2 separate regions of the Mus musculus genome follow, and region 2 is linked to region 1. Evidence: chromatin contacts called from ENCODE Hi-C or POLR2A ChIA-PET data. All regions are on one chromosome and are shown on one strand. The core of a region is the stretch at or near the end of the contact, and the rest is flanking DNA. Distances in the headings are between cores, read along the strand shown.

Evidence for each region. A loop is a pair of places that touch in the nucleus more often than their neighbours do. ChIA-PET counts read pairs that join two places held with the same protein, here RNA polymerase II (POLR2A).
Region 2: a map of heart shows a loop between it and region 1 (6-fold over the local background). The contact joins the enhancer-like site here to the promoter of D830050J10Rik in region 1. A Hi-C loop is called at or near these places in 3 of 37 maps with a recorded cell type or tissue (gastrocnemius and heart). POLR2A ChIA-PET finds 5 or more read pairs at or near these places in 4 of 5 experiments (Patski and embryonic stem cell).

What each region holds. Positions count from the first base shown.
Region 1 is chr6:115,673,873-115,679,607 of GRCm38, reverse strand. It overlaps D830050J10Rik (RIKEN cDNA D830050J10 gene), which reads right to left and starts at 3,640. Exons shown (of 1, transcript NR_152134.1): 1 at 1,241-3,640. It overlaps Raf1 (v-raf-leukemia viral oncogene 1), which reads left to right and starts at 2,973. Exons shown (of 17, transcript NM_029780.4): 1 at 2,973-3,372.
Region 2 is chr6:115,713,921-115,719,655 of GRCm38, reverse strand. No RefSeq gene overlaps it. Among named protein-coding and RNA genes, the nearest start is that of Gm24008, 7.0 kb to the left of the region's middle. Within about 2 kb of position 2,500, at least 1 of the 3 ENCODE cell types and tissues checked has a DNase peak (open chromatin) inside an H3K27ac peak, as active enhancers do; it is heart, where a contact is called at or near this core.

The sequences.
Region 1 (5,735 bases), core at 2,391-4,890:
GAACTGGAGAATGCTCTAATACCGTCACAGCTGGCTTTAGCCTTCCCTCTCCCCTGCTTCTTCTGAAACATCTCCATTTTTCCCTTCCTGATCCAACACCACCTATTCATTTTTCAGACTATTTATCAGCCCCTGCCCCCAAACTGCCCAGCTCTGCTTGCAAGCTTTACCTAATTAACCCTAACATTGCCTATCAACAAACTAGGTCTCCAAGGTGGGAGACATGCAATCCGGCAGGATATAAAATGTTTCCCCAAATTCCACTCTTAGATATATACTCCAGAAAATGAAAAACGGGGATCTAGAGAGATGGTTCAGTGGCTAAGGGCACGTGCTTCTCTTGTGGAGGAAGTGAGTTCTATCCCTAGCACCCACGGACACAGCTCACATCACCTGTAAATCTGGCTCCAAGGGATTCAACGTCCTCTTCTAGATCCATAGACACCTGCATTGATATGCACATGCCACCCCTCTTACCATATACACACAGCTAAAAGTAAACCTTGAACGGAATGAGCACTTAGCCAGGAGCCCACCTTCAATTCCAGCACTCCAGAAGGAGGGGCTGACACATCTCTTGAGTTTCAGGCTGGCTTGGTTTTCATAGTGACTTTCAGGCCTGTCAGGACTACAGAGTGAGAGCTTGTCTCAAAAATCAAGTCCAAACCAAACCAAAAAAGGAACACGAGCAAGGCAAGTACATATAACACTCACTCTAGTCCCACCACTCACTGTAATGGCGAATACTGACTGCCAATTTCACAAGCTTCAGGGGCTCTCTACCTGTGGGTCTCAATCCCCTTTTCTTTCACATGGGCAATCTAAGATCATTAAAAAAACACAGATATTTACACAACCATTCATAACAGTAGCCAAATTACAGTTATGAGATAGCCACAAAACTAATTTTATGATCGGGGTCACCACAACATGAACTGTTTTAAATGGTCACAGCCTTTGGAAGGTTGAGAACCACTGCTGCAGCATCGCCTAGGAGACACACTTCTGGGTGTGTCTTTGAGGGAGCGTCTAGATTGGGTTGTTATCAGAAGACCCATTCTAAAAGTGACACTAATCCATAGGCAGAGGGTCTCAGACAGGAAAAGGGAACACAAAGGAGCAGTGAGCTAAGACCTGAGTCTCTGTCCTGACCATGGGGAGACACAACCATCAGCCTCCATCTCCTGCCATCATGGCTTTCCCACCATGATGGACTGCGTCCTTCAACTGTCAGCCAAAATAAGAAGCCCTTCCTTTCTTTTATTATTATGATTTAATCTATTTATGTGTATCTGTGTACTATGTGTCTGGTACACAGAGATCAGGAAAGGGCATTTGATCCTCTGCACCTGGAGTTATGAGTGGTTGTGACTACCATGTGGGTGTTGAGAATTGAACCTAAGTCCTCTGCAAGAGCAGCTGGTGCCCTAACCACTACCCAGTGGTTAGCCATTCCCCTTTGGGCCTACCTCCCCCCCCCTTTTTTTTAACCCTGCATTTGTCCATTATCTTGTCACAGAAACCAGAAAAGTAACCAATACAAAAGCCAAAAGATGGAAAGAACCTAAATTTCCATGGTTATCCTAGACAGAAAATCTGGTGTAAACTTCTGATGAAATAGTTTAGCTCTAAAGAGGAGTGAAGTATTAGCACACATGTGTTACAGATGAACTCGGAAACAGGCTAAGTGAAAAGACTTAAATCATAAAGGGCCCCATACTTTATAAGTATCCACGCACACAAGATAATCTAGAAGTCAGGTCTGTAGTAGCAAAATGAGTATTGGTGGTTGCTCTGGGTGGGAGCTAGTGAGAAACTAAACTGCTTAGTGGGTAATTTTATTTCAGAGTAATGGAAATGTTTTGGAACCAAAGTTGTGGTTACACAATACTGTGAACGCACTAAATGCCAAAAGATGTTTACTTATAAATGGTTACTTAAAAAAAACAAAAAAAAACTTGTCTGTGTATTTGTAAATGCGGTTGCAGGTTGCGCACGTAGCACCGGGTTCGAATGGAGGTCAGAGGATAACTTTCAGGAGCCTGTTCTCTCTTCCATCAGGTTTTACTCTGCACACTTTTTACTCTCTGAGTCACCTTGCGGGTCCCCAAATGGCTACTTGGAAAATACTTACACAGAGGTAGGAGAACCAGAGTCTGAGGCCAGCCTCAAATTAAGAGGGAATCTGGCACATGCTTTTAATCCCAGCACTCAAGAGGCAGAGGCAGAGCGATCTCTTTGAGCTCGAGGCCAGCCTGGTTTACAAAGTGAGTTCCAGGACAGACAGGGCTGTTAGACAAAGAAACCCTGTCTCGAAAAACCACAATAAATAAATAAAATTGAGAACCTATTTCAAAGAGGGGAAAAAAAAAAAAAAGCACAATTGACAATACACATTGCCCTCCAGGTGTCTATTCCACGGGGGCTGTACGAAGACGCACAACAGGCTTCAGTTTACGGTGGGCCATATTGTCGCATCAATTTTAATTTTTTTTTCTTTTTTGAGACAGGGTCTCATGCAGCTCATATGACCGTGAACTCCCGACCCTCTTGCCCTCACTTTCCAAGCGCTGGCATTACAGGTGTGCAACACCATACTTTTAGTTTTTGGTCAACTTGGTGTACTACAGCGAACACTCCATCTACAAATGAGGAACCTGAGGTTTCACATAGCATGAGGGCTTTCCCACAAAACCCCTAGGCCGCCATTCTCCACGGATGTCAACTTCGGAGAGGAAGCACCAGAGCTGGAGCCCTGTGCCGTGTGTCACCAGGCGCGTCTGGCCCGCTGAGGGCCTCGCGGGTGGCCGGACCGCGGCTGCAGCCCAATACCACTGGCCTCCAACCAGAAACAGTCACTCTGCTACCACGGAGTCAACCCCGAAATGGCGGCCGCAGGACCGCGAGGCCACGCCCCCGGAGGCGGGGCCACATTCCAGGCTCGAGCGATAGATCCCCGAGCCGAGTTTTAAGCGGACTGCCGAGCCCAGGAGCTCGCGCAGAGGCAGTGAGCCCGGCGGCGCCGCAGGTCGTGGAGACGAGTGTCGAGCGCAGGGCTAGCTCGCCCGGGATAGCCTGAGAGCGTCTTCTTCGCGGGTGCTGGTGCCGCCATCTTGGATGGCGGGAGTTAGAGCCGAGCGGACTTGAGGCGGGAAGGCTTCTCTGTTGTTCTCCGCAGGCCCTCGGACGGGCCAGCTGGCCGAGCTTTGGGGCGCGTGCCCTGAGGCGCGGGGCGCTAGTGCAGCGATGCGGGGCCTCCCCGGGGCCCCGTCCCCCGGGCTGGGGACACGCCGAATGTGACCGCAACCAACGCGTTCTCTCAACCACCGCTGCCGCTGCACGACGGGACCCGGCACTGCCCGGCTCCCTCAGGTAGGCCACAGGGCTGACGGTGCGACCGTGGGGCGCAGGGTCGGCCAGGCCGCTGTCATCCTGGTGGCGGGCCGGGCGCGGGCCGGGTGTCATGGCCGGCGAGCCAGTTTCCACACCCCTGCTCAGATTTCCCAGTGTTTCTCGGAAACGTGCCAGCGCCACTCCGGTGCCCAGCGAGCATTCCTCATATTTTGGCAATGGGGGAAAAAAAATCCTCCCAGAGCTGCCCAGTGACTGTGTTGTCACTGGGATGGGCTCGTTCTTTTTTCTCTCGGGCTGCAGAAGTGGGGGGAGCCCGGCCTTGCACCTCCTCTCGGGCTGCTTCGCTTAAGTGACACCCTTTTAGGGAAGACAAGAGGAATCGGGGAAGGCAGCGAGAGAAACCGGTCAGGGTCCCGCCTCAAAGGCTTGCGACCTCGCCTGGGGCTTCCAAATGGGTGGCCCGGGATGCTCGCGATCGGGAGCCAGGCTGCCTTTTGTGTGAAGCGACAACCTCCCAGGCTTTTGCAGAGCCGGTGCATGGATGCAGAGTTGGGACACAAACGAGGTGACCGTGTTCATTCATTGTTCTCTCTCCAGGGCCCAGGGTGTGCCTCTGGTTTTCATTCTTTGTTAGGAGGGACAGTCGAATCTCTTCTTTCCCGGTTGAGACGTAACTGGGTCCTGGGGAATGGGCCAGGTCTGTGTATAGAAGTGGGGAATGAATTCAGGGCACGTCTGAATGCCTGCAATGCGTCCTGTGGGGTCGTTGGAGACTCAGCTCCTGGGGCGTGAAAACAACCGGAGGTGATAAGGCTTGTTTTCCCAAGTGTTCTTGGGATTTAGAACAGTTAGGTGCAGAGTCGAGAAGCCCTGAGGTTCCTTGCTTGCTTCTGCGCGGAGTTTGAAGGACTGTTCCGCCAGGTGAGGCAGAGGGGAGGACATTGTCGGCGGAGGGAACAGCTGGCACCAAGGCTCAGAGGCATAGCCTGCGGGAGTTGGGATGATTTGGGGGAGCAGCTAGTAAATGTGGGGTGCAGGAAGACAGACGTCAGGGTTCAAAAGGAAAAATTGATCGCTTGTGAAGGGTCTGTGTGATGGATAGTAATGAACTAGTTCATTTATTAATTAACTTCATGTTGTGAATGTTTAGTTCTTGCTGGTTACTGCTTTGCTCCCCTCCCGCTATGGTAGTGAACAAAATTTACCTTGTTAAGTCTTGCTAACCAGTTTTGGTAATTGATAGAAAATGTTTTGTGCTTGCTTGATCACTGGTTCCTATTTGGAGATACTCTTGCAGCTATTTCTAAGGTTAACACATTCCCCAAACAGACAGAAATTGGCAGATTATAGAAAGCACCTGAAGAAGTGTAGCATGAAAGTATTTTTAATTAACCCTATTTATGTAGTAGACTCTTTTCTTTGGACAGAGTCCCCAGGTTGCAGCTTTGTTAAGACGTCTGCAGCCCTGTGAACATTCTTCTTCTAAAATAGCTCCTTCGATTAAGGCTTATGCTGAAGTGGCTATTTGGAAGTGAAGACATCAGGAGCAGTGTCCAAATCTTTGGTGCTGTGAACCACTGAAAACCACTGAGGTTCTTTTGGTTTGGTTTTACTCTTATCACTTCAAGGGCTAAGTAAGCTGTTTAAAATCCAGCAGCAACATTTGACCTAGCCGAGACTGGAGACTTGGAAAAATAAACCTGCTGATGTTTCTGTTCTGAAGGCTTATCTTCAGGTCTGCAAGGCTGTGATTGTGCCCTCAAGTGCGATCAGGCAGCTTGGTGAAGGTCTTGTCCATAGTTGAAAAGACCTTGTGTGCCTGTGAAGTAGAGGGCTTGACTGAAGGGCATTTGAATGCATTTTAAGGGATTTGGCCCAGTAGTAAAAAGACTGAGAACCTTTTACTTATTTATGACAAAAAGTATCCAAAGATTAACAATGACCTGCATCACAACTGCTCGGAACCCAGCTGCTTTTGGCTTCAAGTCAATTATGCTCTGATGATTAAGCTACATGACAGTTTTGGAAGTTAATTTGATATTTGCAGAAGGACTAAATATTTTTAATGGAAATACAATGACTAACTTCAAATTGCTCTTTTAGGAAGTCTATTAATGAATGTTTGATTATTTAATGTTAAAATTCAGACAGAAGGTTGTTACTCACCTGCTACCTAAAAACATGAAAGAATGCTTTGGTTTGCCTGTTAGGTTTACTAGTAATGAGCCTGATCTTGGGAGGAGCTTGTTAACTAAACAGCATGCCTTAATGTTGACTTGCAGATCAGAATTTAAATATTGTCTCTGCCAGACAGTGAACAAATGTACCAGTGAGGGGCTTTATGAAACCTTAAAAGTCAAGCTTCAACTTAAAATTTTGTT
Region 2 (5,735 bases), core at 1,251-3,750, 41 kb before region 1:
GTGTGGAAGTATGTATACATGAGTGCCCGGTACCTTCAGAAGTCAGAAGAGGGTGTCAGATCCCCTGGGACTGGAGTTCCTGGCAGTAGTGAGCAAACCACCCAGTGGGTGCTGAGGATTGAACTCTGGGCCTCTGCAAGATCCGTAATCACTCTCAATGGCCGAGCCTTCTCTCCAGTGCCCATAAACATTAGATTGAATGAAATGTGTGACTTTATTTACACAAACTTCCCATTTTTAAATATGTATTCTGATAATTAAGCACAAAGCAAAAAGAATGCAGGCACAGCCCTGCAGATCCGGGAGATGTATGATTTCCTGGGCAGTCAATGTCTGATTGAATAAGGGAGTGGCAAAGTCCTCTGTCTTTGTTTTTTGTTTGTTTGTTTAGTTTAGTTTTTCTAGACAGGGTTTCTCTGTAACAAAGCCCTGGCTGTCCTGGACTCGATTTATAGACTAGGCTGCTGCCCTTGAACTGACAGAGACCCACCTGTCTCTGCCTCTGCCTCTGCCTCTGCCTCTGCCTCTGCCTCTGCCTCCTCTGCCTCTGCCTCTGCCTCTGCCTCTGCCTCTGCCTCTGCCTCTGCCTCTGCCTCTGCCTCTGCCTCTGCCTCTGCCTCTGCCTCTGCCTCTGCCTCTGCCTCTGCCTCTGCCTCTGCCTCCCAAGGGCCACCAAGCCCCTCTCATTTCTTTAGTTTTTAAGATACAGAATCTACAGGTAGCACAGGTTGTCCTCAGACTCAAATCCTCTTGTCTCTGAAAACTGAGTGCTGGGATTAAAGGCATGCCAGACTTCTGGATACTTTTCTACGTATTCCATGATAAAAATTAAGTAGAGAGATGAGTTAGTGATTAAGTGTGCATGTTGCTCTTCCAGGGAACCCGGGTTCTGTTCCCCACACCTACATTGAGCTGCTCACAGTGACCTGCAACTCCAGTTCCAGGAAGATCCAACATGTGTGGTCTCTGAGGCCGCCTGCATCCACATGTACACGCGCGCCCATGTGTGTGTGTGTGACAGAGAGGGAAAGTCAGAGAAGGAAAGAAACAGAGGGAGAAAAGGGAGAGAGAGAGAGAGAGAGAGAGAGAGAGAGAGAGAGAGAGAGAGAGAGAGAGAGAGAGGAGGGAAGTGGAGGGAAGTGGAGGGAGTAAGTTTGAAACCATGAACTTTGCTCTTCTGGACACAAGAGGGGGTGCTAACCGGTGACCAGCTAAGGAAACCAGGTTTCCTAGCAACAGAGAAAAACATTGAGCAGGAAGTTTCTAAGATTCAGTCGATGGATTTCAGCTCTGCACCTGCTTGGGGCAAGGCTCGCTCCTGGCACCTGGAGCCTTCTGTTGAGTCTTGAGCGTCCTTGACCTTTTGTGGGAAAGTGGAGTACTCCTGAACACGAGGTCAGATCGGCAGGGCTGGGGTGCTGAGCCCTGGATCGCCTTTCTTCCCTGATCTTTTCCGTAGGACTCCAAACCCCCTGGTGTTTCCCTCAAATGAAGAGGCAATTAAGGCATGGGAAGGAGGGAGTTTGCCTGGAGCATGCTGAGACTTCAGGTTGTAAAAACAGAAAGATTTGGGTTGCAATGACCATTCTTAGGTTTGTTATTTTAACAGATAAGTATTGGGTAAATAAGTATTAGGCAAATCCTGTGGAATAGTAATAACACAGGAAGAATCCACTGTGAAGCGGCTGGGCTGGGGCTCCGTGGTAGAATGTGCGGGGCGTTGCTGCCCGGATCTTGGCTGGCCCTGTGGCACTAGCAGGAGGTGCTGAGACCTTTAAGAGGCGGGGCTTACCTGAATAGCTGTGAGATCATTGGGTGCACGTCCTCAAAGGGACTGGTTGGACCAGTCTTTGTGTGTGATAGACTTACTGGGGAGACACAACACACACACACACACACACACACACACACATCTGTTCTCTCAGAAAGGGAACCAGTCTTTGTGTGTGATAGACTTCCTGGGGAGACAAACACACACACACACACACACACACACACACACACACACACACACACACACACATCTGTTCTCTCAGAAAGGGAACCAACCCCATGACAGAACCAAGAAACATCCACACCAAGGTCCAACTTGGTTAAACTAGTGAGATTTTATTGGTCTGCTAACAGGAGTGTGGGTGAGGGGTTATTTACAGTACCAGGTGTGGCTCAAAAACAGCTGCATCACCAAAAAGCCCCAAACAGAGTGACGACTCACAAAAGCAGCAACCCTGAAGCGCTCTGTACACCATGCAGGCAGCTGACAGATCCAAGATATCTCCTCTCTGCAGCTGGGCTGCTCAGAGTCTGTTCCAACAGCTGTTTATTCCTTCTGGAAAGCTGGAGAAAGACCTTCCAGATTCTCGCAAGTTTCTGCTTTCCCAGAAGGTGACCTCTTGTTTACCTCCGTGATCTCCCAAGGGCCCCTGACCCTGGAAGGAAAGTTTGGATTCCGTGGACTCTGCCGCCCAGCTCCAGCCCTCTCCTGCCTCTCTTGCACTCACTCGGCAACCGGCCTCCTTTGGCTCCAGCTTCCATGTTTGTCCTCACCACAAACCCAAATGTCTGAAGCCATGAGCCAGAACGAAGCTTTCCTCTTTTTAATTTGGTTCTCTACAGAACTGTCAAAGAAGCAGAAATCTGGCTAACAAATGGAGAAAGAAATTGAGAAATGGATCACAGTTAAACTCCTGCACAGGGTACTCAGCACACACACCGTACAGTTCAGAGCAGCCTGCAACGCCAGCTACAGAGAGCCAAAGCACATTTCTGGCCTCTGAGGGGATCTTTTGGATGCCCACTGTTAGCATTCTGTCTAAGCTCTGCCCCACAGTTACCTGGATTGCCAGGTATGTCTGACACTCTATAAAGGGGGCTGCTTGCCCCCTCCTTTCTCTCTTGCTCTCTCTTGCTCTTGCCTTCCTGCTCCTGCTCAGTCCTCCTCATGGCCAGTCTCTACTCCCCTCCTCTCCTCCTCTCCCCTCCCCTCCCCTCTCTCTCTGCCTTTCTCCACCTCTACTACCCTAACTCCCTTCCCCATATCCTGAATAAACTCTTTTCTATACTATGGTGCTATAGCTGGTCCCTCAGGAGGAAGGGATGCCTCAGCATGGGCCCTGCGATGGCTCCTTCCCCCACACCTCACCACACAGCCATAAAACATATCCCCCCTCTTTATCTTTTAATAAACACATCACCACTACATGCATGTCTCCATTTCCCTACATGCTGATCTACATGTAATTAACAACAAAATAAGTCTGTAAGAGAAAGAGGAAAAAAATAACACCGGAGATGCATGGAGACTAAACAGGATGACATGCAAATGTCTTCCCCAATCCAATGTATAAAAGAAATATTTAAAACCATATTTTAATTTATTTTATATTTTGAGACAGCGTCTTACTTTGTAGCTCTGACTGGCTTGGGACACACTGTATAGACCAGGCTGGCCTTGAATTCACAAAGACCTGCCTGCTCTGTCTCCTGAGTGCTGGGATTAAAGGTATGCCCAACCTATCATCATTTTTATTCTTATTTTAAAAGCTTATTTTTTTAAAGGTATGAAGCTGTTTATTGTCTCTAATAACCAGATAAATTAATGTTAAAACTTTGGGGAGGGAGTAATTTCTCTAGCAAGTGAAGAAAACCACTTTAAATAAGAGCTTGCTGTTAGGGAGGAACTTACAATTGTGTTGGGGCCTCACTCTGAGAAAGCAGTCTGGCTGCCACTAGCAGGAGCCATAGAATGGCTCTCCTAGACAGTGTGGTGATGTGTACCTGTAATCCCAGCACTTGGTAGGTGTAGACAAGACGCAGAAGTTCAAGGCTACCCTTAGCATCAAATCAAGTTTGAAGTCCGTTGGACTTGCAGGCGATCCTATCTCCAGACGTCCTTCTGTGATCCAGCAACTGTGCTTCAGACATAATTGGAAATGTGGCAAAAGGTACACATGACAATATTGATGCCAGTTTTCTTTATGATGTCCCCTGACCTGAAGCAGAGAGGGAGTCAGAGAGAGAGAGAGAGACTGAGAGACAGAGACAGAGAGACAGAGATGTGGGACTCCAGAGTCAACTACCTTGGACCCATGGGGGCTCACAGACTAAACTATCAACCAAACAGCATGCAAGTGCTGAACCAGGACCCATACACATTTGTAGCAGAAATGCACCGAGGTCTTCATGCGGGTCCCCTAACAATCAGAGAGGAGGCTGTCTCTGGCTGTTGCCTACCACTGGATGTCCTTCCTGCTAATGGACTGCCTGGTTGGGTCTCAGTGGCACACCATGTGCTTAGGGCCTACTGGGACAGGATATCCCAGGGTGGGGTGGTACCCAATGGGGGTTTCCCCTTTTCTGAGAAGGAGATGGGCTAGTGGGGGAAGGGATTTGGAAGGGTGGGACTGGGAGGAGGGGTGGGGCTCAAGATCAATATGTAAAGTGAGTAAATAAGAGAATTAAAAAAAGAGAGAGAGAGAGAGAGTCCATACTGATCTTGTGGAACCAGAATTCAGTTCCCAGAAGCCACGTTGGGCCCGCTCATGAGTTCCTCTAACTCCAGCTCAGGGAGTTCCAACAGGGCCTCTGTGGGCACCTGCATACATGTGGCACGCGCAGAGATACATACATAAAAATCCGTCTTTTTACGTTATCCTGGGGCCTGGGGATGTGGTTTGTGGACAAAGCGCTTGCCTAGCATTCATGAAGCTCTGGGTTTAATTCCCAGCACCATGTGGCAGGCAGCTCATGACCCTCCCCACCTCTCTAGCTCCAGGGGATCTGACATTCGCTTCTGACCTCTGTGAGCACCAAGAATTTACGCGGCACAGGTAAAAAATTCATATACATAAAAAATCTTTAAAAAAAATTAAAAATCTGCTCTTGCTCTGTCTCCTTGCCCCCCCCATGCTCATAACTGGCCTCTCTCTCTCTCTCTCTCTCTCTCTCTCTCTCTCTCTCTCTCCTCTCATCTCTCAACCCTCCTCCCCATGCCCTGAATAAACTCTATTCTATACTATAATTTTTTTAAAAAATCTTTTAAAGAACCAGCTTCTAGCTGGTTGTGCTGGGGCAAACTGGTGCAGTGTACCGAAGGGGTAGAGTCAGGAGAGTGGGCCTGGCAAAGTGGCTTTTTACATGTATTTTCACTTGGGGTCCATATGTTGAAGGATATGTTTGAAGGAGTCAGTTCTCTTCTTCCACAGAGTAGGTCCTGGGATCTCACTCAGGTCTTCAGCAGTAAACACCTTTTACCACTAAGCACCGCACCCAACAGCTTAGTTTCGAGACAACCTTGCTGTATTGCCCAGACTAGCCCGGAGCTGCTTCCTTTACTGCCAACTCTCCCCTACCCCCCACACCCTCACCCCCACCTCTGCTTCAGGTCAGAGGACATCATAAATAAAACTGGCACCAATATTGTCATGTGTACCTTTTGACAACCTATCTGCCTCAACCACTGAGTGCTGGGATTACAGGCACAAAAAACAAAACAAAAAACATTAAAATTATCCATATTTTCTTTGATAGGGAAGCGCTCTAGAAGCACCCTCGGGCTTGTGGTCTTTGACTTTGGACCCAATCACAATCACCTTATTAAAATAAAACATATATAAACCATTTATTTATCTGCTTATTTATGAGTGCATTTCTGATTTGTGTGTGTGTGTGTGTGTGTGTGTGTGTGTGTGTGTATACACTTGCCACACACAGCTCAGTGGTCAGAGAACAACTTT